Regions from separate parts of the Mus musculus genome. Here region 1 is linked to region 2. Evidence: chromatin loops called from intact Hi-C (ENCODE). Cell type or tissue: left cerebral cortex. All regions are shown on one strand. Links, peaks and the distances in the headings refer to the core of each region. The heading gives the core; the rest is flanking DNA. Region 1 overlaps Dthd1 (death domain containing 1). Region 2 overlaps 0610040J01Rik (RIKEN cDNA 0610040J01 gene).

Region 1 (16,010 bases), core at 3,852-11,851, 990 kb before region 2:
GCATGGTGAGAGGAAGAATTATGAAGTGTAATGGATTACAACATGAGCGCATTGCCTGATGCTAGGAGAACACTGGAAAAACACAAGGATGTATCAGCCCCCTTTTCTAAGTAATCCTCATAAGAAACAGGCTTCAGGTGCTGTTTATGAACGTTGTACATGTGGGAATGATCACAAAATGGGAAAGGTGGGCTGTGATAAAAGAGAGTAGGGTAAAGGGACTTTATCAGAATGATGGTCTGAATCACACTCCAAAACCAGAAACTAAGAAAATGGAACCAGAAGTATAAGAGATAGTCAGGTGGTTTCCAGGCTTGGTGAGGGCTATGTTGAGCGTTACTGCACACAGTCAAGGTGCTTGCTGATCTAACTGGTGCAGAGGTTAGTGGAAATGTTAGTGCAAAGGACCTTCTGTAGAATGGACATTGGGTACTCTGTTTTTTGTGAATATTTGTATGGTTATATTCCGGTGAAAATTGACAAGATTTTGTATTTATCTGTTGCATTAATGTTAATAAAGAGAAATATATTTTTGTACCTATACTACATCCTGTAACATAGTGCCATTCAAGAGTAGTCAGGACTCCAACATCAGCTCATTAAAAATACCGGGTGCCCTCCTTACACTACTATCTCGCTGTGTGAATGGGGCTTTAACATCATTTTAAGAAGCCCTCTGGTTCTTAAGGTCATTCACATCACTAAGCCTCTGAAGAAGCTGGTACCCTCAGATGATCTTTGGTCTTTGGTCTTGGCAGTTTCAGCAGCCTATGGGTGGTCTCATAGCTTTCTTTCTCATAGGCTAAACCTGAGAGCAGGTAGATTTTAAGTGAGCTAGTGAGAGTTAGATCAGCACGTGCCTAAGCAAGAATCCTGACTTTACTGAAACTACCTAATCTGATGTATGCCCTGACAGTGGCCCTTTGGGATAACTTGCTCCACTGGCTGGCTGAGGAACTCGCTGAAGAAGGTGCTGAGGTCCTCGCTGCATCCCTCCCACTGCGCCGCAGCACAGTCCAGCTCATCAAACTTAAGCATCCCGATGATCCAACAGAGCAGATCCACGAACTCCTTTGCTTCTGGAAAAGATCACTCCCGACTTCCACTGACAAAATTCGTCTCCTGGCGCGCCATCTCCGCAAAATGGGCCGCGGTGATCTCACAGAAGAGCTCAAATTCAAATGGGAACACAAGGTGTTCACAGAACCGCAATCTTGGTTTGATGTGGCTACTGAATAAAGGTCGGCTCACACTTCCTTTACCCTAAAAAAAAGGGCTCATGGATTTTAAAGATTCAGTGGCATCGTTTCCCAGTTATTGAGTAAGATATTTGTTTGAAGTGAGTCTGTTTGATAGACTTGCTACTGGGAAATCAATGGAAACAAAAGAGAAGCTTGTAGCGCAAGTTTAGCTACATTGCTTTGGCTTCCAAAGGGTTGTGATGTCAGCCCTTTGGATTCGCGAATGAAACACACACACACACACACACACACACACACACACACACCAGTTAATTTTAAATGTCTTGACTAGCTCAAAGTTTGGGCAGTTCTAATCTTCCCTGCAGCTAGCAAACATTTCCCTCCTGTAATCCTGACTTAATGCCCTCTAATTCTATATTTTATCTTTGTTGTCTTGGCTCCTTTCTTGTCTTAGTTCCCTGGTCTTTGCTGTCCAAGGTGCTTCTGGGTATTCCTTCTCACCTATATTTTGAGTGATTTTCCTTCTTCGTTTCTAAATCTGATCCATCTTCCTCCCAGTCCTAGCAATTCTCCACTGCTTTCTCCAGTTCCTTGCCCATGCAAATCCAAAGTCCTGCCTTAGTCTATCTGCCCAACCATTGGCCGTTGGCTCTTTATTGATCAATCAAAAACCAATTGGGATCAAGGGACTTCAGCTTTTGGACATGCAGAATCCCAGTTTGGGGGGAGGGCTGGGGGGCTGGATTAATCCAAAGCATTAGAACCAATCACCAACAGAAGCTTAATCAGACAACTGAAGACACCCCTGGGTGTTAGCAACATAAATAAGGACTGGTGACTGGTATGGGGCCAATAGCATCATGGGTTCAGCTAAGTTTCATGGCATTTGCAATTCAATTTGCTCAGTTTACATTTGCATAGCTAAAATTGCTTTATAAATGCAAAGTGAAGATACAATATAGAGAATGACTTTTAAACAGTTATACAAAATTAATCTAGTTTTTTTTTTTTCCCCCTTTGGTGTGGTTCCAGGCAACCAATTCTAGGCACATAGATGCCAGATGCCCACATGTGACAATGTGAAGTAAAGGAAGCCATGAAAGGCAATAACAAGTCAATTTTAGAAAACTGAAACCCTTAGAATAAATTAGAAGTATAAACATACTTCAGCCAGTTACTGTCAAGAGGACACTGGAATTGATGACTTTTAATATTTATTATTAAGGAAATGAAGCAATACAGAAAAAATGAAGTTGTATAAAGTAATCCAAGGCCTCTTTCCTAGCTGGGGTTTTTTTCTTAGTTAAGAGAAATCTTATTGCATAAGCTTCAGGGTGGGGGCAAGGAAGGGATGTATAACACTTCTGTCGTCCTTCCCAGCCCGAGATGTTCCCTGTATTAGGGACCTGGACATAGGTCAAACTTAAGTCCATGGCTTCAAAATAGGGAAGAATTTCATGACTAGTCACCGTTAAATAGAGGCTTGATTAAAGATACTTGAGAGTTGGTATCAGCATGAAGATTAAGACAGAAGAGAAATGCAAAGAAGGAAAGCTACCCACACAACATGGTAAGGGTTTCTCCAAGATAGTCACAATTTGCTGCCTTATATTTTATTAGTTAAGAAAAAACTTATTAAGTAAGATTTTTATTTTGCACAACACCCAAAAAGAACAATAAGTATTTTGTGTTCTTAGAATGAATAGAACAAAATAAAATATCTATTGCTTTTCTGACTGCAAAGAGATTTCATGCTTCTTTTATTCTGCCACTAGAGATCACAATTTCAGATATTAGTTGGTACTTTCTGGTGTCCATCTCTCATCCAAGAAAAACATTTCATTTCTATTTGCACGGATTTATGTTTGTACACACATATATATGGTCCAACAACCCCCATCCAAATATGCACAAGCCTACTAATAGACATGGCCTCACTTGCTCATCTCCCTAATCCTATACATTTCCCCAGTATCTGCACACACACATGCAACACAGACACATACATCACACACAAGCATACACAAACATGCACACACACACACATACATCACAAACTCATGCCCACACAAACCACACACACAAACATGCATACACATATACACCACACACATACATGCAAACACACATGCATACATTCCACATACTCATGTGCACACATAAACATCACACACACATATACAAACATGCTCACACTTACCATCCACACACTCACACACACACAAGCACACACATATTATTCATATGCACACATCTCCCTTTCACACCTCTCACAATCATGCTCTTAACATACCATTTACTTCTCATTCTACCCCCATCTGTGTATCTCATGTGCATCTGAATACTGTCAGCAACACATCACTTTCACCTACTAAAACACATTTTTATATACATAACCACATGTATACACATGGGCATAGTCTCACATCTACTTATACTTTTACACATAGACTCACATTCAAATCCTGTCATATGTAATCTACTCCCATATCTCAGGCTCACATTTAACATATACACCCTCAAACATACATACACACACACACACACACACACACACACACACACACACACACACACACACACACACACCTTTACCTGCACACTTATGTTTTCACACTCTCTTCCTATTACAAAGGCCTGGACCCTAGAGATCTCTCAGACACGGAGCCACCAACCAGGCAGCATACACCAGCGGATCTGAGGCTCCTGACATACTTACAGCAGAGGACTGCTGGGTCTGGCCTCAGTGAGAAAAGATGAACCTAACTCTTGAGAGATTTGAGGCCCCTGGGGATGGGGCGACCTGGTGGGATGGAGACCTCTTGGAGACAGGGAGCAGGAGGTACAGACTGGGGAGTGGTCAGGGCCAGACCACCAGGTGGGGGATGAAGTCTGGATAGTAAATAAAGATTAAAGAATAAAAACAAAACAAAACAAAACAACAAAACTACTCTTGCCCTACAATTTTTTCTCTCATTTATATTTAAACTCATACTCTGAAAGGGAAATACATACATATATCCCTTCATACACGTTGAGATAGTTTTCCAATTATTAAAACATTTCTCATATTATTGCAATATTAAAACAATAAAGAGGCATATAAAAATGAAAAAAAAAAACAGCATCTTTCAGTACTACCTCTTCTTTAGATAATATGGGGAAATTGGCCTAATGTGAGGTATTTTTTTTTCCCCTGTTAGGAACCTGCTCCAGAATTCCCAGCAGCCATACCCCAGCCTCATGTAACTGCATTTTGTCTGATGCATTGACTTGCATCGATCACATTAGTAGTACCTCTGGTTTCCAGTTGGATTTGCTTAATGGCAAGACCTAACAAGTGACTGGAAGGCAGGAGAGAAGTGAATTGCATCACACCATACTTTTCCTTCCTAGGGCCATGATTCTAAAGCTCTAGCCCTCATCTAAACTCCTGCCAGCAGGGCTTTCCTACTGGGGTTTGGTAACTGGTTTTTCTCCTTTCCTCAGTACTGGAGCTTACACCAGCATCCTTTCAGGAGAAGCTGCACTATTCCTTTGCTTCCCATGAGTTCCTTCTATTAAGACAAGCATCCTTTGATTATTGCTAATTTATCACCCCATCTGTTTCTTATTGAAATCCCAGCCAATTCATCTCTATGCCCTCACCTCACACTCAAGAAACCTATTTTACCAGAAGGGAAGTGATGTATTTATATGTAATTTATAGTTTTAAAAAAGAATGTCTTAGTTATGTGCATTTTCAATGTCTTTAAGTGCTTCACATGAAAGTTCCTATCATATCATAATTAATTATAAAAAATGTTTGAGTTGGAAAATATAACATGTATTCTCTGATGTTTGCTTTGTTTTGTTGAAATGCACTAATGTTGCTGTGTATGGCCATAATTTGTTCATTTGCATTATTGCTCAATAATTCATTATGGGAAAAAATAAAATTACACATGTGTTCTTTTTTTTTCTTGTTTTTTTCTAGCCAGTATTTCTTTGTGTAGCTCTGTCTGTCCTAGACCTTACTCTGTAGATAAGACTGCTCTTTAACTCACAGAAATCCTCCTGCCTCTGCCTCCGAAGTGCTGAGATTAAAGGTGTGCACCACCACAACATTACTCATAATAGTCTATTGTAGACTGACACAGAAATAAGTTCTCCTTTCAGACAGTCATATACACTATTATTGTGAAAATTCTTTGCATATTCTTTAGTATATATATGTTAATTTAGACTTGCTGATTGTTTGATACCAAACAGGATTAAGGATGATCTATCATTTACATTAATCACCAACTTCACAAGTGAAAAAGCCTATTATCAATTTTATCCTGCTCTTTATTAAGCACATTGTTTTACAAATCAAATAAAATTAACATTTATTATTCAAACTACCAAAATCTACGGTGCTTAATCAGTGTCACCTGATTAAATGGGTGTGTCTGGAGTATAAAATTCCAAAGTATTTCAGAGAAAAATAGAAAAGGCTTTATTTAAAAAGCAATGTATGCCTTGAGAACATCATAATTCAGTCTTCAGAGGAGTTAACTTCTGTGGGAAAGATCTGTTTTTCTAAACTAGTTCTTCTTAGAAGGTTGTTATGATATTTTAAGTGCAATATTGTTTTAAAAGAATCTAACCTGAACTGGCTTATGAAATCCACGCATTTAAACAGCTCTCCACAGTGTTCTGCTCACAAGCAGAGGGATAGGTGGTTGAGAAGGTAAATGTGGTAAGAATGAGTCACTTGAATCAATCTTTGGCTTGATGTGGAGAGTGAATAGAGAGATGGGAATCTAAATATTTAGATATTCCTCTTTCTCAGTGAGGGGACAGGAACTGTTCGATGGAGTGAGATGCTTATTAATGGCTAGAGTCATCCTCCTTAAAGTTAAAAGGGCAACAGTATGGGGCAAGAAGGAAATAGAGCATAAGGTCAATGTACGGATTCATGTAGGCTGGGGGATTCCCAGTTGCTTAGCCATGCATTCCTTCTGTAATCTAACTTCTCAGAAAGCCACAGCAGGCTGTGCACTTTTGCAGAGATGACATGTCAGTCCTTTGATCCCTGACTCACAACCTCTTCCAGTCCTCCCCAGCTTATCATCTAATGTATTAAGTAGTCTACTTGCTTGTTACCCTTGCTGGCATCTTGGGAGTCAGCACCCTCTTCTGTGCACACACTCATAAAGGTCAGGCTCTTGTTTCTTGCTCACCGACATATTCCTATTACACAGAACTTAGGCTCCTTGACTGCATGCTCAACTGTAAATATTTCCTTCTTGGTTACTCATATGAGAAGGAAAAAAAATGCAACTTGATTTGATACTTAGAGGTTCAGCTGGTCAGGGTAGCACCTGGGTTGGATACTAGTAATCTGGAAGCTGGGACACCAGGGTGACCAGTTCAAGTCCAGCCTGAGCAACACAGGAAGACCCTGCCTCAAAAATCCAAAACAAACAGAATAACAGATAAGACCATAGACGATTCTGTTTTTCAGAGTCCTTTCTCTTCTACCCTGGGCTTCTTCTACCCTGGGCTGCTTCCCTAATTCCCCACCAGTCTTTTAGAGCTTATAAATTTGACAATGTTTTTCCATTTCCTGCATTCCAAGGATAAGATAAATATCAACCTATCAACTTGTCTGTACATAATCACTACTGTCTGTTGATGTGTATTTTTTCCCAGTCACCTTGGAGGATTCTTGCACACAATTCCTTGGTTTTCATTCATCAGTCCAGTCCCAGAGCTTTGTAAAGGAAAATGGCATATAGTAGGCATTCAAGGCTTCTTTATCAAATTAATGAATGAAAAAATAACGCGAACATACTGTCAGGCCATCTGGACTCATTTGTCCTCTCTCTCTCCTCAAGACAACCTTGTGAGGCAAATGTCCTGTATGCAAAGAGAAAAAAAAAGAGCTCAGATTCTAAAGTTGGCTCCACCATTAAGCAAGGCACAGGCAAAGCTGGCCACAAATTTCACAGGAATCAACCCAGCCCCACACATCACAGCTGTAAAGTGTCTCCTGCAGGGCAGGTGACTGCTGCTTCCTTACACACTGAGAAACTTTGTTCTCCAAATCATCCAATAAAAGAAAACTTTGCCACTTGAAATCAGTCAGAAAGAAATCTCTTTCTTGCCTGGAAGGTTGAAACAATTTTCACACAAAAAAGCATTCTCTATTTACAGCTGAGGTGTCTGTCTTTGTCCAGATAAAAGATCTCTAGATATAGGGATGTACACCCACCTTACATTTAAGGATGCACTTTGCAAGGCAGACCTGATGCTGACCTCTGCACATGTGGCTCTGTTTTGTGTTTATTGAAATAATAAACCTTCTCCTGTGTGCTAAAATAACTCCTTTATTTTGTATAACAAGACACAGACCATCTCTTAGATATATCCTCCTTAATTCAAATGAATCAGTAAACCTGATTTTGTTGTATTCCACGTGTGCTCCTGTGGTCCTTCCCCATTTGTTCTACCTTTATGATGCCCCTGTATTCAATACAGTAGTTTTCAGACTAGCTGTGTATTAAAACAGCAGTTATCTGGGGGCAGATTCTGGTAAATCTTGCTTGATTTGGCTTGGAGTGGGCCCTCGGAAGCACAGTCATAGAGTTCATAGATTTCTTTTCTGATCAAATAGATTCAGAGGAATGTAGAGTGGGTGTATTTCAGTTACACAAATTAAACTTTGCTTCTCTAAACCACTTTTGGACTATGTATAATTGTCAAGTTCCTCAGGTCATGTTTATGCCCATACAAGTTGAAGGGCATTGTCCACTGTATTCTATTTCGTGCCCAGAACACTCTTTCAATTTTTGATATTTGTGCTTAGCGCTGGGCCAAGAGGAATAGGAGGGAAGAAACTAAACAGAGAAAGCTCTGTGTGTGCTGACGACAAAGGCTTTTTCCTTTAGAGAGGTCATTTGAGAAGATATATCTGTTCCCAAGGCGGAGCACTGTGGAGCCCAGGGCTGAGATAAGGGAGTGAAGCTGAAGAAGAACTCTTCACCCTCTGCCTTCTCAGGAAATGCTTATTGAATAGCTAACGGGGACTGACATTTCTATATTTTCATTTTCAACTATACATTCAATAAAAGTGTGCTCCAATGTTTTTGTGCACACTAAAAGATTTAAAATACAACACATTAATTTTACACGGATGCTTCGATTCATTTGGGGTCATTTGTACAGATCCTGCGGACCACCATGAACAGGCCTTGCTTCACTGTTGCTACCACAGCCAGATGCTTTCCTTTATAAGCAGTGAATGCAAGTGAGTCCATATAACCACAAGGGGGAACCCATGTCCCACACAAGGATAAACTCAAGACTACAAAAATATCCCTTTACACACTGAAACACATTTTACTTTAAACAATAACATATTAGAATATAGGAAGGAATGTGACATATAGTCAAAGCATGTGAGTGTAATTATTGCTAGCTAAATTCACATCTAATAATAGTCTCAAAACTCTAACACTCATTGTGAAATTACAAAACAAAACATGCCAAAATTGCTGTACCGGGCTTTAAGGTTATAATAAATCCAGTGTTTCTTTAAGCAAAGTGATTTAAATGAAAATGTAATGTAGTATTCATTATTGGAGCAATATGTAGCTTTTTCAAATTTTCAAAGAAGAGTAAATATAAGCAAAATTCATGGTATACTCTGAATTCCAATCTGTTTCCAGTAATTGTTTACTAACCGATTTGACTCTTAGGAGTCAGGAATTAATTTCTAATTTTGAAATATTTTGAACCATATTCTGTTATTATGGTTTGGCAACAAGTAAAACTGCCTAACATCTATGCATTAAAATGTATTTCAGAGTGTACAGTTATTTTTAATTGATTGTGTGATTTTTTTTAGCATATTGTTTTCAGTTGTGAGTTCATATTTCCTGAGATAAATTCTACCCAGAGCTGAGTACTAGAGGTTTTTTTTTTTTTCCACAGTGCATCTCACAACTGTAAACCAACATTAGGATGGCTGATGCACCCGTAAAGAAGGCAAACCCGAATAGCACAAGTACAAGTAGATGGCTAAGGACTGCTGGACTATGCTGTGTGTGTCAGCGTGTTTGCTGTTCCTTGCTGTGGGATGGTAACACATTCCTGTCGATTGATGCCTTGCTTTAATAGGGTTTCAAAGTGCACCACAACATACAAGGTCATATTTGAGTGAGAATGGTTCTTGCCAATTCCTTTTCTTCCTGATTTGACAACAACATTATGTCTGTAAGAGATGTTTCCCTGGCCTCTGTGTTGGAGGGTGGATGACACAGGTAAAATATATAAGAAATATGCAAGAAATTTTGTAGAAACACTAGCCTGTCATTACCCAAATGGAATTAGTTGTATGCATGTATGAAACACAAGGGACAAAACTGTACATTCGCTGCTAAGGCTTTGAGATTTTTGAGAAGTTTTGAAAAGAGGAGTAAGCACATAGGCTTTAGAAGAAAGACAGATAAATGGAACATACACAGAGTCAAATTTTTCTCACGGCTAGAAACAGTTTGCAGCTGGGGTTCTATGCCCATGTATTTCTATTATAAAATATTAGTAGTAAGTATCAATTAATTGAGTGCCAGTTACATGTCATAGGCTTTTAGTATATAATCTTATTTCATTCTCTTAGATAGCTTTCAATTTGGTGTTATTATTTATCTTTCTCCATGACAAAATAGGTTTGCAAATGGTCAGCTATTTTTCATTTGCTTGTTCCCTTGCTCTTCAGCCATTTACTAGCTCATTGATAGTTACATAAATAAATATTCATCAAACTGATATTTTAAGTCAAATTGCAAAATTCTATTTTTAAACTTCTGTCCTTAATTCCAAAGCTTGCTTTCTCTATATTCCATAAAATTCTGTGGTAGGCAGATTTCTAAAATTATGTCCAGAACTTCTCAATTTCTTGTCATCAATGATATGTAATTTCTACTCTAAGAGTATACTGGGCTTCATTAATGCTATATGGCAGAGCTGACTCTAAAAGAAGGCAATGCTAACAGCCATGACTTGTTACCTTTATTTTGTTTTTTTTTCAGTGGGTGAAGTGAAAGAAAGTAGGAGCATGGAGATTTCAGTAGAGGAACTGTCTCCTTTACCCAGTCAGAAGATGCTGTATGTCCTAAGTCTAAATGTAACTTCCGGGAAATGACAACTAAAACATCAGTTAGACACCAGCCATCTCACCACCAAGACACATGTTTGGGCAACAGCTTTCTGTTTTTTCGCCATGCCTTTATTCTGCCATCATGGAACCTAATGCTCACCTTGGTCATCGTGGTTGATCTCAACAGGTCCATTAACAGGCTGGAAATAAGACCTTGTACTGGAAACTTAGTCAGCTTCCCAGAGCTAGTGAGTTCATGGGCCAAGAGTAGAAATCTAGTACTGTGAGTTTGCTAGACCGAATTCCTAACATTCTAAATCTTATCATTAGACTCATGGATAAGAGGAGCTACCACCCCTCATCCAAAAAGCTTTTCTGTACAGCAAGTGGGAACGATCATAGAAAACAATTGGATGTAACACAGAAATCAATGGACCACTAGGAACTAAGCACCAATAGATTAATTTACCTAAAAGCTCCCTCTATGACTCAGGGAACACTGAAGAAGAGAGAGCATAAAGATTGTAAGAGCCAGAATACCAAGAAGTCCATTATGAAACATTTCAACCTAGAAATAGCTGCATAAAAAGATTGGAAAAAAGACCAGTATCAATGGACATACTAACATTAAAGTGAAAAACTTCATGGTATCCCAACCATAGACAAAGGCCTATAGGCAACTAATAACTGTTAGAAGAAGAAGTAGCTTTTTCCAGGGATAAACCTCCTTATTGGTTATCTAGTAGAGAGGGGTCAGACTTGGAAACAAACACCCTCAAGCAACAAAAATAGATTGAGCAGGCTGAGCTTATGCAATATATGTGTATGTATGTATACGTATATATACGTGTGTGTGTGTAAAACAATAATAACCGGAGAAAGAGGCTATCAACTTCAAAATTGGGAGGCATGTTTTGTTAGAGTAAGGATAGCTTGGAGGGAGGGTAAAAAGTGATGCAATTCTATTTTAATTAAAATATTCTTTAGAAAAGATAACCAGTTAATACAGGCAGAAACAATTTCCTGTGAAATAAAAATTCCACTTCCTATTAATAATTTTGGGAATCTAATTTGATGGGTGCTATTTAGAGAAAGCGTGTGTTTTCAATCTGTGTTATCCCAGTTAGCAGCTGATTCTATACTTTGCCAAGAGACTTGATAAATTGTTGAATTAATGTACTCTTCATCCAGTGAAGCCCAGGCACTCTGCAGGGCTTCCAACACCATTTCCCAAGTAAGAGCATTTTGTATGATTGATCAAGCCCCAATTTGCTCCCAGAAAAATTGGTTTCTCTGGGTTTTAATTTCAACAATACATTATATAAAGTAGAGGCATACAGTTAAAAGCCTGTGAAAATACATCCTTTCCTAACATAATTATGAACTCTTACTTAAGAAAATGATGGAGAGTCTTGAGAAAATAAGGGAGTATAATATCTCCCTTTTGTAGATAAAGTTCAGAGTGTTGGAGTAACATTCTGTATACTGAACTTACTGGGGGAAAAATCAAGTTCAATTCCCCCAGTAAGGCCAGTATTTAGAATTCTCATAATAAACTTAGGGATACTATGTGGAAAAGGAGGTTTATTAAATCATTATTATGCATCCCCTTAAATATTAACTGGAAGTTTTGGTTTCTGCTTAGGGATAAAAAGTTGGAAAAAAGTATTGCTTACATTGGAATAGCCAGAAGAAAATTATAAATCTTCTTGAATCTAATATATACTTTAGGTCACAAACTAGGCTGAACTTAAAGAAAAATAGTTATTTATAAGGGAAAAGATACAGGCCATACTAAATGCTATGCATAAAATGTCACAGTTTGGACATAGAGCTGAGAAGCAAGTTTGTAGCAAGAGCTAAGGCCAAAATTTTAAAGAAAAAAATTGATATCAGTACACAAATAAGGCAGAAATCACAGAAGTCCCATGGTACATCATTGTCAAGTCACTTTAGGAACCTTACCTCTGTCTATCACTACCAGTTAGTTAGCATCACATAGCAGGAACCAAGGTATTTGTCTGAGGAGAAGAAGTTTACAGACCTAGGAAAGTAATATACAAAGCTTCACTTGTGTATGATCAGGAAACTGGAAGCAGCAGAGAGCGTTTGCTTGGTGATGTGGTAAAGCTTTGTAGGAAAAGTTGGATGTTGTGGGTAGAAACATGGAGAATTTCAGCAATGATGGAGACTATAGAAAGAAGTCATACACAAGTCATGTAATGCAGTAATGCAGATGAAGAATAACATTCACTGACTTCCCAGTGGACTTGGAGGGACCAAGGCAAGAAGAAGTCAAGCTGAGGCTAGCTCAGCACATACTGGCCACACTGAATCTAACAGGGAAGGAGAATGAAAACATAACACCACTTAGCAACAGTCTACCAAAAACGTGCTGTTTAGGAGAAAAATAAACACTAATTATAGAAGAAATACTCCATCTTGGTCAAGTGCACAATGATATAATGTTATGAAAGGGATTATTTGGTATTTTCCTTGTAAACTCCAGAACTCTGCCTAGTAATGAGAAAACATTAATCAAATCCCAATTAGGAGGCATTGTGTGAATTACATTAAGAAACTCTTTGACATCTGTTACCTGACAAGGCCATCAAAAATTAAACTGAGAAGTAATCTTAGAAAAAAATGTCTAGAGTCGCTGATGAATAAACATAATATGGTGTGTCTGAGTAGTAGAATTCTAAGGAATTATACTATTACACTATGTCAGTCTTGGCTCATATATGAAAATAAAATACACTTCATCAATTTAAACTTTTGACAAAAGGGTAATTTGAGACACCCTACAATTCTCAATATTGATTATAAAAAGTAGGGCAGGAAGGAGTACCCTCTCATGGTATAGGTGAGAGGGGGCAGGTTGAAGAAATTTGTGAGGGGAGACTGGAAGAGAGGGCAAAATTGGAATGTAAAGAAATAAAGCAATTAATTAAAAATATAAAACAAATTGTCCTAGAGACTTTTCCTGTGACCATAGTTATTATCTAGGAGATCAATGCGGTGATCTTTACCAGCTCTGAGTAAATCTTTATAGAGCTAGGAAAGAAACTGAGGATCATTTAGGGCCAATTCAAATGTTTTACTGATGGCTGCCTGATTCTGATGCCCAAATGATATGTTTTTCCTAATGAAAGGAGAGTGGTGGCATTAGAAAACCACATCATGGTTTGAATATGTGATGCTCTCTATACACTCATGCCAAGAAGTTTAGTCCCCAAACATAGGTACTATTTTGTGAGGTTCTAAAACTGAGATGGTACTGTGCTATTAGAACTAGGTCATGCTAAAAGGGTACTTAGGGATGCTATCCCTATCTTGTTTTTCTCTGCTTTCTGTTTGAGTAACAAGTAAATAGTTGTTCTCTATCACATATTTTTACTGCCATTATATTTTGTCAAAATCAGAGGAACTAAGTCATACGGATTAACCCTTTGAAATCTCATACTAAAATAAATATTTTTCCCTTAAATTGTTCTGTTGGCTGTTTTCCCACAGCAACCAGAGAAACCATACAGAAACTGAATACTGAGGAGTAGAGTCATTGCTTTTTAAAACCTAATCCCAGCATTTTTACAGTTACTTTTATGAAGAAAAACTTGCAAGATTTTGGAGGTGCAGGCTAAATAATTCTAGAATGTTTTAAGTTGAGATTGCTTAACTACACCAGTGAGAGTTCAGAATGCTGAGACAAATTGAGACATTAAATAGAATTGTGAACCCTCTAGGTGTTTGATATGGAGCACTCCCTCTGTGAGATTATCGATTTAGATCATTTGGCCTCTCTAGAAAAGCTGGCCCCAAGATTTAAATTTAGCTATATTTTATAACACCTGCAAATAAAAGATAAAGGGTTTTTTTTTAAGAAAGTAGATAAATACAAATGTTTTTAATTAAACCACATAAGAATGGAACCCATGTGTAAATATTTGTTTACTTTCCTCAGAGGAATGGATAAGAGCTACACCCAAACTTTATGAATCGATGGGTTAGGCTGAGCGCAGAGCATTTCTACCTAACTATGCCTAGACTCAGGCATGGAAGATTCTAGGCTCCATTCAATGTAATCTTTTGCAAGCTGGACCTTGAAGGCTTCAGCTTCCAGCTTCCATCTGCTAACCTAGTCCTAGAATGTACCAGCCTCCAAGACTTACTGCTGAATAACTTATTCTTCCTAGCTCTTTCTGGATTCTGACAGGCTGGTTCAATTCATTTGTTTTGGCTCAAACTCCTTTCCAAGATGACTGATTCAAATTGTCGTCTTTCAGCTTCTAACCGAATTGTTCTGCTTGGAAAAGCTACCTCTGAACTTCAGGACCTGAAATAACTGCTCTGACTTTACTAACGGCACAGACTGACTGAAGTAACCTAACTGAACTCAACTGCATTAACCTGAATGCCGTCAAATTCAAGCCATTCAACTCCACTCCTCTCTCGCCTTGTAGTGCTCTTAAGCAACCTCTCTTTTTTGTCTGCTCTTGAAAGAATTTGACTTATTCTCTTTCTGACTCATTCTGTCAAATGGTTGATTTGTCACTTTGTCAACTCCTCAATTAGACCTCACTGTTGGGTGATGTAGTGTAGATGTACACTAAAGGTATATCTGTATTCCAACCAGAGGGATTAAATGCCTGTGGCAAGTTCACTTTCCAGGAGGATATCTGAGACAGAGAAGTTTTTTGGATGTGATCCCTTGCCAGAGCAGCCATGTTGCTGGATTAAAGTGACAATGAAATAATAATTCATACAAAACGTCTCTGTAAAACTCTTTTTTAAAATTTTTTTTTGAAATAAGAAAAGTTAGTGAAATAAGAAAACCATAATTAGTCAAGGATCTCTAGATTAATGGAACATATAGAATGAATATAGTTTTTAACAAAGGGAATATAGATATGTAATAAAGTGGGTTTAGTAAGATGACTTAAAAGCTGATCGTGGTCTGGCTAACCTAACAATCACTGCCTATGAACAAGAAGTCCAGGCATTTAGCAGTTGTTTAGTCCACAGGCTGGATGTCTCAGCTGGTCTTCAGTAAGATACTAGAATCCTGAAGAAGAAGTCTTTAATACCAGTGAAGGAAGGAACTTGCTAGCAAAGTGAGAGCAAGCAGGCAAAGAACAATAGCTTCTCTTCCATGTATCCTATATGGGCTTCCATCAGAAGGTGTAGTCTAGGTTAGAGGTGTGTTTGTTTCCCCTGATAAAACAATCTGGACTAAAGGTGTGTCTTTTTCCAGCTTAATGGATCTGGATTAAAGGCAAATCTTCCTACCTCAAAAAAAATCCAGATTTAAAAGTGGATCTTCCTGCTTTAAATTATGAAAAAGTCCATCAGATGTATGCCCTCTGTTCTGGGGTTTTAGCTAATCCCAGATGTCACCAGTCATGGTGACAACCAAGAATCGCCATCGCAGGTAGCAAGTTAGGTTTTGATGAATGAAGTGAAATTCAGTATTCCACTTTAGAAGGAGAAAACTCTGGATAAGGGGAAGATGAACCAATAGTTCCTTCTGTCCTCAAACAAAACTCTGTGCAGTGTTGGCCTGCTGCAATTGCATAGTCACTTATCTATTCTAGAACATACTCTTCCCTTCAAGCCTCTAGTCAGTCAACACATATTTTACATCTTTATCCTTCATGGATTTTCCAGCTCCCAACCATTTC
Region 2 (16,010 bases), core at 3,147-11,146:
CATGGGATGTGCTCTAACAATTCGCCGGTACTGCTTGCTGCCAGATCTCCACGGAAAGCAGCCTTCGGAATCTTCCTGAGGTATCTAAGGAGTTCTTTGCCTATTTCATCCTAGTGCTTCCAGAGCATGATTGGTCATCTAAAGTTTTTTATGGTTTTTCAGTTTGGGGGCGGGTGTTGATTTTTTGTTTGTTTTCATTTGGTATTTTTGTTTTGTTTTGTTTTGTTCTTATTCTTGTTTGTGAAAGACAGGGCCTCACTCCAGGTTAGCCTATGTAAGTTACTTACATATACTTACTATGTAGCCCAGGTTAGCCTCAAACTCATAGATTGATCCTCCTAGCTGGTCATCTATTTTTACACTTTTCTCCCTTGCTGAACTATAAATCTCCTTAGATCCCTGATGTCAAGTTTAGGACTCAGGTGCTTGGGAAATACAGTATTGCATGGATGGGCTGTGGATCTTTCAACATGCAACAGAGGCCTCCCCCTGTGCCTTTGTCATTGATAAGAGGATCTTCCATCTGGAAGACGCTCAGGCCCCAGAACCACGTTCATTATTTTCCATTGAAAAATGATTTTTACTATAATTTAGAAACACTGAACACACAGGGACATCCTAGAAGTACAGTTCTTTTCTTGACCTTTTACCATGCTCCCATCTTGGAGTCCATAAACACATTTATAAAATTAAAGGGGTGGGTGGAATGTCTCATCCGGATGACTCTTTTTGGCTTGAGTACTGTATTAATAATCTCCGGCTGACAGAACGAAATGTCATCAAGTGGGCAGCTTAAACATCTGAAATGTGTTCTTCCCCAGCTTCCGATGGAGGTGCAGAGGTCAGGCTATGGCTGGCAGCCTCAGCCTGACCTCACACAGCTGCTCATGATGGATGGGTGCTCACTTTCTCTCTCCCCACTCCCCCTGATCCTCAGAAAGGCCTCCAGTCCTATCAGATTAGAGCACTCTCCTTAAGACCTCGTTGAACTCTAGAAGTCGGATCTCCCAGTGCAATCACAGCGGATGAGGGCTTCCGCAAGCTCTTTTCAGGGACACTTTGGTTCACATTAGTCACTACAGGACTCTGGAGATGACCCTTCTTTCATCCCAAGCAATGGCCATGTATCTATCATTGTATCTTTGTAACCTGTAAGACTATTCCCTAAGCTTCTCTTTATGGGGCTTCCTCTAAGACATCCGCATTGTTTACAGGAGCTGACTTTTCCCACGTGCTTCGGGACGCCTCCATGGTTCCTGTTATCTCTCAGATAAAGTTGATTATCAAAATGAGACAGACCCTATGTTGGAGATATACCCCAATTCCCCTGTGGTATTTGGATGGATGTAGTGGGAGCATCACCTGTTTCTCCTCCGTGTCTAAGCACCCCCAGCTCTCAAGGATGTCCTCACAACAAACATGGCAAGAGCTAGCATATATCAAGAACTCACCCGCCAAGCTCACTTTGCCAGGTGTCTTAGTCAGTGTCCTATTGTTGTGAAAAGACACCATGACTATGAAAACTCTTATAAAAGAAACTATTAAATTGGGGCTGGCTTACAGTTTCAGAGGTTCAATCCATTGTCATTATGTTGTGAAGCATGGAGGCATGCAGGCAGACATGGTGCTGGAGAGGTAGCAGAGAGTTCTACATCTTCATCCGTGGGTATCAGGAAGAGTGAGACAATAGGCCTGGCTTGAGCTTTCGAAACCCCAAAGCTAAGTGTCCCCCTTTCCAACAACAAGGCCACACCTACTACAAAGCGACCCCTCCTAATCCCTCTCAAGTAGCAACACTTCTTAATAAGCATGCATTTAAATATTTGAATCTATGGGGGGGGCATTCTTATTCAAACCACCCCACCAGGCTTATCATGTGTTTGTATGGAGCCATACTCACAACAGCCCTATGAGGTCGGATATTACTCTTTCTTCCTCCCACTTTGATGTTGGCAAAGCTGAGATTGAGGGAGGATTTGTGATGAACTTTAGGCCACCCAGCTTCTAACAACCCACTCCCAAGCCCACTGCCCGGTCTCTAATGGCAGACCATCTTCTATGCATCACTTTAAGAGGCCATCCTCCTCTTCTAAGCCCCACTAAGAAACAACCCATCTCTCCCAGCGCACCGCACTGCTGAGGTCATTGCGTAGTGTTTGCACACGGAGTAGCCCTCCATCCAGCTCTGCACACCAGCTGGGTGAACACAATCCAACCAACTCCCTGCTTCAGCTGCCCGCAGGTAGCACCAGATGCCACAGGTGGAGGGGCCAAAGCCACAAGACTGCCCCCATTTCATATGCTGGTTACAAACCTGGACCCTGAACATGTGGCCAAGCAGCCATAAATCAAAGTTTAAAGGCAGGGCAATGTTGCAGAACTGAGAGAAATTACTGGGTTATGTACGTTTACAGGTTTGTTACAAAGTATAGTTTGAAGAATTGGATGAGCAGCCAGAGGATGCTGAACAAAGTTAAGGCCACAGGAGCAGAACCTTAAGCCCCATGGAGTTGAGGAACACCACCCTCCCAGCTCACAGGAGCATTTATACTGCACAGGGGCATTTATACAGTTTTGGGCAACCCCTAGTGCCTATGGGATTTGCAGAGTTCGATCTCTGTTTAATTTCCAATATTTATCATCACCCAACATACAGTGTGAACATGCATGTGCATGTGTTCTCAAGAACACACATACATACATACACACATACATACACACATACATACATACACACATACACACATACATACACACATACACACATACATACACACATACATACATACACACATACACACATACATACACACATACATACATACACAGAGAGAGAAAGACAGAGACAGAGTTTAGTGGATGATATTGAACCAATCAAAACCTCACTTGGTGTCTGTGGTGATGGTCACATTCTGAGGCTATCCAGGGGACCCCACTTAAGTCACCTCATAGTAGCATAAACCCAAGAGTAGTCAGCAGGGTTCCTTCCAAATCAAGAGGCCACTGGGACTTGGGAAATTGCATAAGCTTTAGAAGCTCTGTGTCTGGACCCAAAGACCCAGAGACAATGGCCACATCTATTTGTTTTATCATAGCTCCCTATGTAGATTTTATGTGAACTGTGACCAGACCTTCTGGTGATAGAGCCTGAGAAGTCAAATTGATCTTAACAAGTAAAGGGCATGGCAAGTTCTCTGATGGGTCAGACAAAGCTAAAGATGGGTCATGTTGAGCTTGCTTTATGGCTTAAACCAGAAGCCAGGCATGTGGCAATTGCTTATAAACTAGCACTTGGGAGCCAGAAACAGGAACATCCCGAGTTCAAGGCTAGTCTTGGCTACATAGTGGGACCATGTCTCTAAAAACATAAATAAATAAAAATTTTTACACGTGACAAAGAATCCTATTTGAACTATACATATGAAGGCAGAGGGGTCGTCCTTCAGATTTTAAAAATTATCTCAAAACTATTCTGTGAAAGCTCTTCAAGGTATATGAGTCTATAGTCCAAAAGATGAAATGTCATCTAGGAGGTCGTGGCCTGGACCCACCCAAAGCTGGTGGATCCCACATCCATCACTATAGCTCACGAATTCTCTCTAAACATAGTTTGAATGCCATGTAGTTATTCTAAGCAATAGGGTTCTACCTAAGAAGCAGGAATTCCAGGAATCATCTAATATCATTGATGAAAGGCCATGATGGTATACAAGGCTATGTGATTAGCTGAGCTCGCTAGCTGAGCTCTGCCACTTTCTTCAGAGCTATCTATGTGACTTCCTCAACAAACACACTTGGCCCTTTGTCTGTGGGTTCTGCGTCTATAGATTCTGCCACCCACTGATGATGGAAAATATTTAGGAAAAGCTGTTACAAGACCATTGGCACATGCTGTCTTGTTACGCCTTTGATGGTTGCATCTGCAGTGTCTGGAAACTTGTTCACTCTTCCCTTAACAATACAGAATAATAACTCTACATAGCACTCACATTGCTCTAGGCATTATAAATCATCTAGAGGTGTTTGAAAATGCTAGAGGCACGGCCACTGCCTAAAGAATATGGGAGAGTATGTGTGTATTATATGCAAATACTACATATATATGTGTATATATGTGTGTGTGTAATTATATGTAAATACTATATTTTATGGAAAGGACTGGAGCATGTAGGGGTTTGAGAACCAACCATTCCCCATAGATACTAAGGGACAGCTTTCCATCAAGTCCAGGGGGAAATTTGTATCACATACTCTAAGAGTTGTAGATATTTTTCTTAAGGAATTGAGTTGAAGCCCCACAGAGGCCTTCCTGGGCATAGTAAAAACCAGCCTCACTAATAATGGGATCTGTATTAGTCAGAGTTCTCTAGAGTCACAGAACTTATGGAATATCTCTCTATGTTAAGGGAATTTATTGTAATGATTTACAGTCTGTAGACCAACTAACCCAACAATGAACAAGATTGGGAAGTCCAAGAATGTAGTAGTTGCTGAGTCCCATGAGGCTGGGTGTTTCAGATGGTCTTCTGTAGAAGTAGACTCCAGCAACAAGTAAGGGCAAACAGTCCAAGAATAGTGACTCTCCCTTCTTCCAATGTCCTTATGTAGGCTCCAGCAGGTATGGCCCAGATTAAAGGTTGTGTACCACCACACCTGGATCGGAACTTGCTTTGTCTCAGGCTGGCCTTGAACTCAGAGCTCTCCTTGCCTCCGTCTCCTGGGATTAACGGTATGTACTACCTTGCCTGGGCCTAAGCTTTTCATAGCCACTATGCCTCAAAATCCCCATGTCAAGATCCAGGTCAGAAACCTGTTTTCCAGTCTCAAGATCTGGATCACAGGTGTGCCCTTCATTTCTGGATTGTAGTTCATTCCAGATGTAGTCAAGTTGACAACCAGGAATAGCCATTGTAGGGCCTAATAGCAGAGAGGTGTCCACATCTCAGCAGATGTGAGGGGTCATAGTGGGGATTCCATAAGACCATTGAACCTAGTATGAAGGTCCTATGTCCCTTACACTTTTTCTGGGGGTGGGGGAGATTTAGGGTATCTCCTAAAGGGGGACATAGGAGATTGGAAGGAAAAAAGGGAACCTGCCCTGAAGTGACATAGCAGGGCAAGCAGGCTGGAAAAGGAAAGAGAACTCGGTGGAGATAAGTACAAGACTAAAGTCCTCTATGACCACCCTCAGTGCCACCTCTGTGACCTGCCCTACACAGGCACACAGCAAGCACGCCATGTGCATTACATAACGCTGCTTCTTTCAGAAGAATCCAAGACCAGCGACTGTCAAGTGACTGTTATGTAGTCATGTAGCCAATCTTCCTTTGACAACAATACATAATAGGCAAGGTCCTGAAGGGAACAGGAATCACTCCCTTCAAACCGAGGAAGTCGTATGCGCTTTGTGGTCATTGGGTTATCCAGATATGGGAGAAGCTGAGAGCCAAATGAGACAATGCAGTGACATGGACTGTCAGAGCAGGTAGATGTTTCCACCTGCTGTGATTTGAATACTTGACCCAGTTGTGTCCGAATTGTGTTGAACTTTACTGATAGTGCTAAAGGTTGTGGGTGGTAGGAAGGTGCTGTTAGGGCTAGTGGAGTGATATGAAGGAGTGGATTGCTGAGAAGAAGGAATGTCCTCTCCTGTTCTCCTGCCCACACTCACCTTCTTAAGGACACTCGTCTGTGTCCCATCCCTATTTTCTCTCTAAAGAGCACCATGTAAAACCTTCATCCGTGTGCTGATGGAGCAAGAAGGCCCCTGCCAGACGTAACCATTAGATCTTAGACTCCAAATTCTGAAAAGTAATTCCTTTAGTTTATAAATTACACAGTCCATGGGATTAGGCTTTCGCAACAAAACATGTGCTAAGACCCTATCTACAATGAGAGCTGTAGGCAGTCATGAAGGGCTTCTGTTGGCCATCAAAAGCTGCAGGGAGCAGAGTGGCTCCCGGAATGGATAGGAGTCTGTCTGAGGTACAGAGAGAAAGAGATGGATTCCTGATGTCTCTGCTCTTTGCACTCTGGTCCAGGCCAGCACTGCCTTGGGTGGAATCTCGGGGCAAGATTGCTGCAGGGATAGAGTTCCCTGAAAAAAATAGCTGGGTGAAGGAAGGGAATGAATCCAAGAGCAAACCAAACATGACAGAGTATGTTCTTTAAATGACTTCCATATTTTAGGCACTTGAATTTTCTCATTGCTTTCCTATTACATGCCACAGCCTGGAGAAATGGGCCACATGTAAATCAGAAAATGAACTGGGGACGTAACAGTCTGGCATCCACAAAGCACTGAGTTTGATCCTGAGCACAACGTTAAGATAGGTATGCTGACATATGCCTGTGATCCAGCACTCTGGAAATGAAGTCAGGATCAGAGGTACGAGGTCATCCTCGGCTGGACTGTGAGGCTGAGGCCAGCCTAGAACACATGAGACCCTGCCCTCTCCACCTTCTCCCAAAAGGAAAGGAAGGGAGGGATGGAGGGAAAGAGGGAGGAAAGAAAGAAGGAGCAAAAAGGAGGAAAGAAAGGAAGGAAAGGGGGAGTTACAGGTGTAGACAGACATGCTAAAGCAAATCTGTAACCTCACTACTTGGAAGACAGACGAAGGAGGAATGCAAGTTCAAGGACAGCCTGGGCTACAGAGTAAGACCATGTCAAAGTAAAAGAAAGAAAGGAGGGCTAAAAGACAGTGCTATGAAACACTTTTTTTAAAAATGAACAAAAAAAATTGAAGTCTTATGATGCTTATAAACTGCCTGCCTTTGTGTTGGGACTTCGATGGTGATGACATAGTTTTCATCCAAGTCACCATGCTGGCATCTTGATTTGAATCATATCATCAGTCACTATAAGGATTCAGGACCATGTCTCATTGTTTGCTAGGGACTCACCATGCTACAGTGTCCTGAAGATACTGACCTGAATAAATAAAGCTGGCCTGACCCAACCAGAGACAAAGCAACCCAGGGAACTAAGACTGTCTGTTTCATTGAAGCAGTTGGGCAGTTATCACCAAGCGGTATGCCCCAGACAGTATCACCAAGGAGCTGGTAAGAAATGCCAGGCCTTGGGCCCCACTCAGACTCAGGTGAATCAATACAACCCAGTGCCCTCTGCTGCTGTGTCTGCCAAGAACCTGCTTATAAATCCGGACTGATGGAGATGCAGAGCCCCAGAGGGCCTCGAACCCTCCACACTGCAGAAACTCCTCATTCCCTCAGCCTCAGCCACAGAAGGAGACAGCAGAGAAAAACCCAGACTCTCACACTTCAGGGTTTCGTGAACAGTTTTGTGTGAAATGGGGACCCATGTAGAGTCGTAAAGGGTTTTTCCACCCCCACCGAGGTCTCCACACAGGAAGAAATAAACCCTCGCCTGGTAGGAGCTGCAAAGAGCTATTGTAGCATGGCCACTAGAGCTAACACAACAGATGCGCCCGGGCTAGCGTTCCTTGCTGGCCAGCCTTACTCACCATGGCTAGCACCTGCAGGACTTGCACCAGATTCTTGTGCTTTCCTGATTTCTTCTGTGTGCTTCTCTTGAAACTAAACTATTAATAACCACTCTATACTGCCACCTGGTGGTAGGTAGATGAAATAACAGCTGGGAAATTCAAGTCAAGAGAAAAGCAAATTACAGTTTGCAAAAGCCACTGAACATAATCTGGGGAGAAGGTGTAGGAAGGCCACAACGTTGCAAAATAGATAGCAGGAAGTCGTTATGACTAAAGCAATAACCACTTTACTGGTAATAGCTACACTATCTCACCAACTTTTATAGCATTTGTTGCCACTTGAAAGGCTTATTGTAAAGTAGAAAAGGATTAAAACAAGAAAGTCCCTGAACCAGCACCAGACAGATAGTAAACACTCACATGTCAACTGCAGTGTTTATTACATTTTGTTTTATTTTTAATTGCATGTATGTGTCTTGGCATGTGTACGTAGATGTAGGTACCTGCAGAGGCCAGAAGAGGGCATCAGATCCCCCAAGCTAGAGTTACAGGTAGCTGTGAGCTACCAGGCAGGTTGGTAGGAACCAAACTCAGGTCCTCTGGAAGAACAGCAACCTCTCTCAACCTCCTGAAATCTCCTTTTCATCCTTTGCGGTGTTTGAATAAGTACCGACGGTAGTTACTCAGGCATGATGCGAAATGGTCTACATGTTTCATCTCATTGAACTTTCATAGCAACCCTGATAAGTAAGAACTATCACTCTCCCTGATTAGACAAGTGACACTCAGGGGTAAAGTTGCTGGGAGTGGCAAGGCTTCTAAGTGGAGGAAATGCTAGTACGAATTGTCTCTGACCTAAACTGTTCATTGATTAAACTACTAGTGTGGTGGGATGAGTCTTCTCTGTGTTTATTGAAATTTCATAGCACTCCATGGGTTTTTTTTTATTTTTTTTTTTGTTTTTACCCAATCCCACCCTTCATACTTACCTCTCTCTTAGGCATGGTGGTCATGAAAAGCTTAGGCCCAGGCAAGGTAGTACACACCTTTAATCCCAGGAGACTAAGGCAAGCAGACCTCTGAATTCAAGGCCAGTCTAGGACAGCAAATTTCAAAACCAGGTGTGGTGGTACACACCTTTAATCTGGGCCACACCTGATGGAGGCCTACATAAGGACAATGGAAGAAGGAAGGCTCACTCTTCTTCGCTTGTATGCACTTACTTGCCAGCATATCTGTTGGAACCTAATTCTTCAGGATCCCAGCTTGTACAGAAGACCAGTACACCCAGCCCTGAGGGACTGAGCGACTACTAGACTCTTGGACTTCCCATTCACAGCTGCCCATTGTTGGGTTACTTGGACTGCAGCCTGTAAGTCATTACAATAATTTCCCTTAATATGTAGAGACATTCTATAAGTTCTGTGACTTGAGAGAACCCTGACTAATACACCACCCCCCCTCCCCCCGCACAGCGTAGGGAAGAGGAAGGGAGAGAAAGATAGAGCCTGAGGAGCTATAAGCTTTCTCGGGGACACTCATAATTCCATTGTATGTAGCACAGTGCCTGGTACATATAAGAGGCTTGGTGAACACTGCACAAGTAAAGATGCTGCCCGGTGTTGAGTCTGCCAATGGCTTATTTTTCCTTATTTTTCCTTATGTCTGTGTAAAAATGTGCCCACAGAACCCAGAGACTGTGTGAAGTTGGAGTTACAGTAGGCAGTTGTCAGCTGCCCATCATGGGTGCTTAGAGCTGAATTTAGGCTTTCTGCAAGAACAGTAAGGGCTCTCAGTCATGAACCTTTCCCCAGGCCCAGTCAAGCATCTGTCTTAAAGATATAGACTAATTACTAAATCAGAAGGGGTGTCATATTTCGAACAGAAGACCAAGGGAAATGGTTTTAAGATCTGTCAAAATGACTGTCATTTAGTAGGGTAAGGACCACAGCAAGAGACGCATAGTGGTATTATCATGGTATTTGAAAAGAATGTGTCCCCACATGCAACAGGCATAGCAAAGGGTCCCAGGAAGTCCAGGGCAGTAAAGTTAGGCATCAGGGCTTGTTTCTCTTGAGTTCTGAAAGTGGAAGCATGGCAGTGTGCTTTAGACACCCTCTCATGTGGACATCCCTATCAAGGCCAGCTGCGCCAAGGCCATGGAGGCAGTCTTGTGAGTGATGCAGCTCCAACAGACCCAGGGAAGCCTTTCACTGAGAAGTGCCCATGAAAAGCCAGCTGTGACTCCTGAAGAGGTGATGACACTGGCTTCTGTTTCCTAGTCCAGGTATTCCAGAAGGCCCCAATGTCTGCACTAGCTATGGGTTCCCCAGTACTCAGAACCCTCCCCAAGGCCCACCACAAGGAGAAGAGGGGCCATCAGATGACCTCCCCAGAATGGTTTCCTTAATCTGAGACTCTCTCTCTTCTTCTGCTTGTTGTACCTCTGTCCTTATCTTCATGTTCTGTGGCCCTGGTTGTAGAAACCTGAGCCAAGCAAAGTACCAGAGTTTTAGGGAGTGAGATGGAGAGCAGGATATGGAGGAGAGAACACTGGAGCAAAACTTTTCTCCACTGGATCAGGACCATGATTTGGGACCCAGTGGACCTCAGTAGTTTCTTCATGAGCTTGTGAGCACTTTTGCAAGCTTGAGCGAGTTTCCCAGTGCAGGATAGAATAGATGCCATCAGGACTTCTCTTCAGCTTCAAGGAGGTGACATGTAAGCCAAAGCAAGCCAGGGGCGGATGGTAGTGTAGGGCAGTTCTCCTTTCCCACTGTTGCATCTAGACGGTGAGATCTGGAAGAGAGCTTTGATGGCATAGATTTCTGGTGTAGACAAGGACTCGAGAGAAGAGGCTGCCCTTTTGCATCTGTGATGCTGGACATAGAGTTGTGGCTAGGACCCCAACTTCTGACACCCAGGCATGAATTACACCTGGCTAAGTGTCTTGAGACCTCACATTATAGCATTGATGCATAAGACTCCCAATGATAAGGGATTTCCTCTCCATTACAGTTTTTCAAAAGCATCTCACAGCATGGGTTCTATCACTTGCTAATCTACTATGAAGATAAGTTATGTGATCTCATGTTTTAGGGAAATACTGGGTTTACTAAGATAAACCATCCTTTGTTATAATTCTGAATGTGTTCATCTTTAATTGCTACTCCCCCAAACCTTTGTCCAGGGAACCTCCTTTGGGGATGTCTTAATTAGGGTTTTCATTGTGAAGAGACACCATGACCATGGCAACTCTTATAAAGGAAAACATTTCAGTTGGGACTTATAATTTCAGAAGTTTAGTCCATTATCATCATGGAAGGAAACATGGCAGCAAGCAGGCAGACGTGGTGCTAGAGAAGGAGCTGAGAGTTCTACATCTTGATCTGCAAGCAGTAGATGGAGACTGTATACCACACTGGGCATAACTTGAGCATATAAGACCTCAAAGCTCGCCCCACAGTGACATACTTCCTCCAACAAGGGAGCACTCCCTAATAGTGCCCTTTCCTATGTGCCAAGCATTCATACACATGAGTCTGTGGGGGGCATTTCTATTGAGCCACCACAATGGAAAAAAACTGTATGTATGTCTCTATATACATACTTCTGTCCCATCCAGCCCAGTGCTTGGCAATGCTTATTCATATCTAAGGCACATTGCCTATCGAGAAGGTGTAAAGTGGAGTATTTAAGGGTGTGATAGAAGTTGTTGTATAACCTTTCAGCATCTCAAAAATAGCAGAAGCTTAATGCCTTTAGGTAGGAAAAAAAGTCATGCACATGAGATTTCGTAGTCCCCAGCTTGTCTTCTAATTCCTCGTCATCTTTGGAGTCAGCATGCTCTCTGGTTGGGCCCTCTTCTCTGATGTCTTCTGTAGACAGAAGGTTGCCCCTGCTGATGTCAAATGGTCACACTTTGCATTCATTCCTCTTGAGCCAGGAGCTCAGCATCCAGTAGTGGTGCCCTAAATGTTCGGTCACTTTGCCCTCCGGCCAGGTTCTGGGAAATCAGATTTAAAAAACAGATTCTCTTTTCTGAATATTAGCAAGTTTCCCAAAACAGTGTTTAAAATGTGTTTCGTTTCACTACACCCTCTTGTAAATATCCCAGTAGCCTTTTTAAAACTCAGATTATTTCATGGGAGTGACTTTAACATCTCATGCCACGGGACCCTTGAAGAGGCATGTCCTCAATGATTGGAAGTGTACCAAAGGGAGGAAAGAGGCTGTTTTCCAGGCTGAAGGAAGAGAACCAGGTCTTTTCCTCTCCCTCTGCTCATGACTTGTCTTGCGATTTGGGACCACTGGGTGGTGAGCACATGCAATCTGAACAGGGAAATGAGAAGACACTCAATTGGAATGCCTTATCCAATCCAATATCCTAAGGTGGTGCACACAGTCCCACTATTCTGGAGGTGGAGGAAAGAGGATAGCAAGTTCCAGACTAGAGTGGATTACATAGCAAGACTTTCAAAACAAAACAAAACCATACAAGGACCCAGCCCCTTTATCCCCTGCCTGTCACTCACCCATGTTCCTACCTTTGACTAGTGAGGGTGAAGTGTTCTGTGTATTTGCACACCGTACAATGAGGTAGATGACTGACACAAAAGTAGGAGGGGCTTCCCTCTGAGAGGAGGCTCAGCCTAAGGACAGGGCCCCATCTAGGGCTGTTTGGGGCCTCCGACTTGTGTAGACCCCCTGCAGTCAACCACAGCTGCTCTAAGCTCATGAGTACTGTGACTCGCGAATGTGCTCTACAGCCTTGTGCCCCAGCATCTGTCCCATCTTGTTCCCCCAGCCTCCATCAATGAGTCTTACCCGGATCCATTATCATTACTATGAGTGGTAGCAAATGGTGATCTTTCTAGGTCCTGTACTCTTGTGTATATTGGTTGGCTGGTTTCCTATATAGTGACAGAGCTGCCCCTTTCCCTTCCATGCTCCTCTTAATGTGTCTTGTCACTCGCCTTTTCCTCCGTGAGCCAAAATTCTCACTAGTTCTGTTACTTTGATGGTCTGATAGCACTGGACTTGGCCAATAAAACCCCTATAAGCTGGCTCCAAGCGATTACTCTTGACACCAGCTCTAACCCCTGGGTACCATGGTGAATGCTGTCAATTTCTCTATTTTAAAACTCCAACATTCTCCCTACACCCCCACCTCCACATCCCCATTGTAAAACAGGCTTTTCCTGCCAGGAGACTTTACCACTAACTAATGTGGCCATGGCCGTCTTCAAACACAGGGCTGTTTAACTTCAACACGAAACCGGGGCAGAATCAAGCAGCATGTGGGAGTGCAGGAGCAGGTGGCGCCAGCAGTGGTTAGACTCAACCACGCTAATGGTATTTGCTTTTCCCTTGTGTAAACCAAACCCTGGCTGCAGAAGATGTCCCCTTTGCTTCCCTGTTGCCATGTATATCGCTCCAAAGACAAAGCACATTTTGAGTCCCCTTAGCCATCAAGGGCTCCCACTGTAAGTTAGGCAGCTGCTTCTAAAAGACAAGCAGGGGGAAGGCAGACAGCCTGCTCCTTCAAGGGCTGGCGTTTTTCTACTTCTGTGTATCATGCCAGAGGACAGATGTTTCCCTTTTGCTTGCTCCACAGAAGATATGGATGGGATATTGATGAAGGCATGGGGAATGGATCGAACTTGATCTGATATGTGCATGAGGGAGACTAATTGCAACTATGGATGTGGGCAGGCGTGGGGTGGCGGTGGTGCTGAGCACATTGACCCCTCCCCTTTTCACCTGCGGGGGCTGGGGGGTGGGAAGCGGTCACACAACCTTGAACATTCAAGCCAGCCATTTGAGAAAGGAATGCCATCAGGACAGGAAATCACAGAGTGGGAAAAGAAGGGCAGGAGGACCTGAACCAGGAAGAATGTCCCACCGTTCAGGTTGGTACCAGACTCAGAAAGCATGGCTCTCTGGCATGGGACTGGGCCTGAAGGAAAGCCAGGAAGTGCCAGGAAGTGAACCCTAAGGGAGTTGGTGCTGGAGAAAGACAGGAAGCTGACCCTAAAGAGGGAAAGGCTACTCACAGAGCCCCAATGGAAGGGTTTGGGAGAGCAGTGTGGATCCTGTCTTTCCCTGGCAGAGAAGAGGAGAACCTCAAGAAACACTTAAGCAAAGGAAGGCCTTGGATTCCATGCCCAGCCTCTGTCTATCTGCTGCCTGCCTTGGGAAGCCTGTGGTTTCAGAAGAGGAAGGTTGCATCCCAACCACTCTTGGATTTCTAAGCAATTGGCTCTGTGGTCTGAGCCCAGCAGAAGGTTTCAAACTGCACCAGGTCATGAGTACCCCAGGACCCCAGCAGCCTCTAGGGCACTGGGAGGTATCATGGAAGTTGTTGACCAACTGCCCCTCCTGCCTGCCTTGGCTTCTTTCTCCCTCCATTTCAGCTGCTAAACTAGAGCTCCCAAAGCTGACCTAGCGACTCACTGATAACATTTAACAGTGCCTCAGTTATAGGACCATCTGCCCAAAGCCGGCCTACCTGCTCACTGATAATATTTCATGGTGCCTCAGCTATTTAAACAAGGTTCCAAAGTAAACAAAGTTGTTTATTGCAGGTCAGGATTTCAGAGTCAGTGCTGAAATGGGAAAGGAAAGAGGGGAGGAAAAGAGGGGCTGGAGGGGGTAAAAGAATGAGCATAGCACTTCTTAATCGAAATGATTTCTCCACTTGATCTGCATTACGAGCAGAAAGGGAAGCAGAAAGGGGAGCTGGATCTAGGTGTGTAATCCTAGAAGCTACTGAGTGTGTGTGTATGTGTGTGTGTGTGTGTGTGTGTGTGTGTGTGTGTGTGTGTGTGTACATATGTATGTGTGTGTGTGTGCACTTATGCCTGTGTGTATGTAGGTGGGTGGACACACGTAATGCTATTTAAGCCTCCCATTCCTTCTTTCTCTGCAGTGCTGTTTGTTGTACTTGGGTCTGTATATGTTTTGCAGTTGATATCTTGATTGACAGACTTGTACCATTTGGTCCTTATTGTAGAACCAGCAACTTCTTGCTGTTGCTAAATGCCTGTGTCATGGCAACTCTGCTGCATGTTTTCCGGGTATTAAGATGTGCATCTTTTTAAAATACAAAGAAGGCTCGGAGAGCTGACTCCATCCTGAAGATGGATCAGAAACAAATCTGTGACATGATGTCCTCCATTAGTAGCAGCTGCAAGGGAGACAAATGAAAGATAGTCAAAAGGGAAGAGGCAGAGAGACGGCTGTGTGTCCAAGTGGGTCGACAAGTTCTCTGTCCCAGCGATTTGGTGCTTGGGGCAAAGGGTGTTGTAGCCACTTCCTGTGCTGCTGGAAACACTGCTACAAACTTGGAGTTTCCAGACAAGGACTCAGAGCTCCTAGAATTGGACAGTGGGTTGCACTAAAGAACACTAAAGGGCCTGCTTCCTGGCGAGTTACCAGGAATCAATGTGGTTCCTGTCCCCTGGCAATCCCTGTCCCCCGCCCCCTACTCACTCCAGCTTCCACATCTATAGTCACATGGTCTCCCCTTTATGTCTGGGACCAAATCTCCTTCTACCTTTGGCCTAGGGGCACAAATGTAACTGGATTTCAGAATCTCCCATATTAAGTTTCTTAACTTGATCACCTGCATATTTGTTTGATGGCTTACTTTGGCCATTCACAGATTCTGTGGATTCATGTGCTCACATCTTTTAGGAAACAACTTTTCTACTTACTGCTTGGGATTTTATTTTATCACTATATAGTAAATCAAATCCCCTGTAACCATCCAACCAACCAATCAACCAACCAAATAACCAAATAACCAATCAACCCACTAACCAACCAACCAACCAACCAATCAACCCACTAACCAACCAACCAACCAACCAATCAACCAAATAACCAACCAAATAACCAACCAATCTTTCAAACAACTAAGCAATCAACCAACCAATCAACCAACTAACCAACCAACCAACCAACCAACCTGTAGTTCATAGCAGCTGCATCCATTTTCCTTATTGGCTGAGGTGTATAAAATATCATCCTGGGGAGTCTATGATTGAAAGAAGGAAGGAAGGAGGGAGAGAAGGAGAGACATAGGCAGCTATAAGCAAATCATCTCTCCTCCAAATGAACTTTACAAACAAAGGCACTAGGCTAAAGGTCCTCGTGTTCATTTGTCTTCTGAAAGGCTTTGTACATAAGCAGAAAACTACTTCGAGGTCCTCCTGTATTGGCATTTGAAATTCAGTTAAGAATTCAGCAGGCCAGGGTGACCTGCTTAACATGGAAAGAAGATTTTGTTGAAAGGGAAGTGATAGAGAAAACCCAACCTGGGAAGGGGTGAGGCACAGTGAGCCAGTAGGAAATACCTCCACCACCTTCACTAGGAAGGCCCAGAGTCATGGTACTGACCTGCAAAACAACAGAGCTCATGAATCATGACTGAGATTGTCCTGGCTGTGGAGATAGCAAACCAGGAGCATACTGGTTCTGGCTAAGCTAACACTGGCATCCACCTCAGGCTATACCACTCCAAAGGGTTGAATTGGGGAA

What was found. A loop is a pair of places that touch in the nucleus more often than their neighbours do. Peaks named below come from ENCODE experiments on the same cell type or tissue, not always from the same donor. Only the 100,000 strongest peaks of a DNase experiment are listed, where the experiment ranks them.
Region 1: it touches region 2 in a loop (7-fold over the local background); 12 of 42 quality-filtered maps call a loop at or near these places.

Annotation. Positions count from the first base shown.
Region 1 is chr5:62,887,044-62,903,053 of GRCm38, forward strand. Dthd1 (death domain containing 1) reads left to right here. Exons shown (of 10, transcript NM_001170705.2): 10 at 917-1,275. The coding sequence ends at 1,239. Among named protein-coding and RNA genes, the nearest start is that of Dthd1, 83 kb to the left of the region's middle. In left cerebral cortex, for the core only: a CTCF peak has its summit at 8,497 (motif pointing right); a DNase peak (open chromatin) is centred at 8,492.
Region 2 is chr5:63,879,349-63,895,358 of GRCm38, forward strand. All of the region lies in intron 2 of 0610040J01Rik (RIKEN cDNA 0610040J01 gene), which reads left to right. It also overlaps a transcript of Rell1 not described here. Among named protein-coding and RNA genes, the nearest start is that of 0610040J01Rik, 75 kb to the left of the region's middle. In left cerebral cortex, for the core only: CTCF peaks have their summits at 7,604 (motif pointing left) and 7,804; a DNase peak (open chromatin) is centred at 7,504.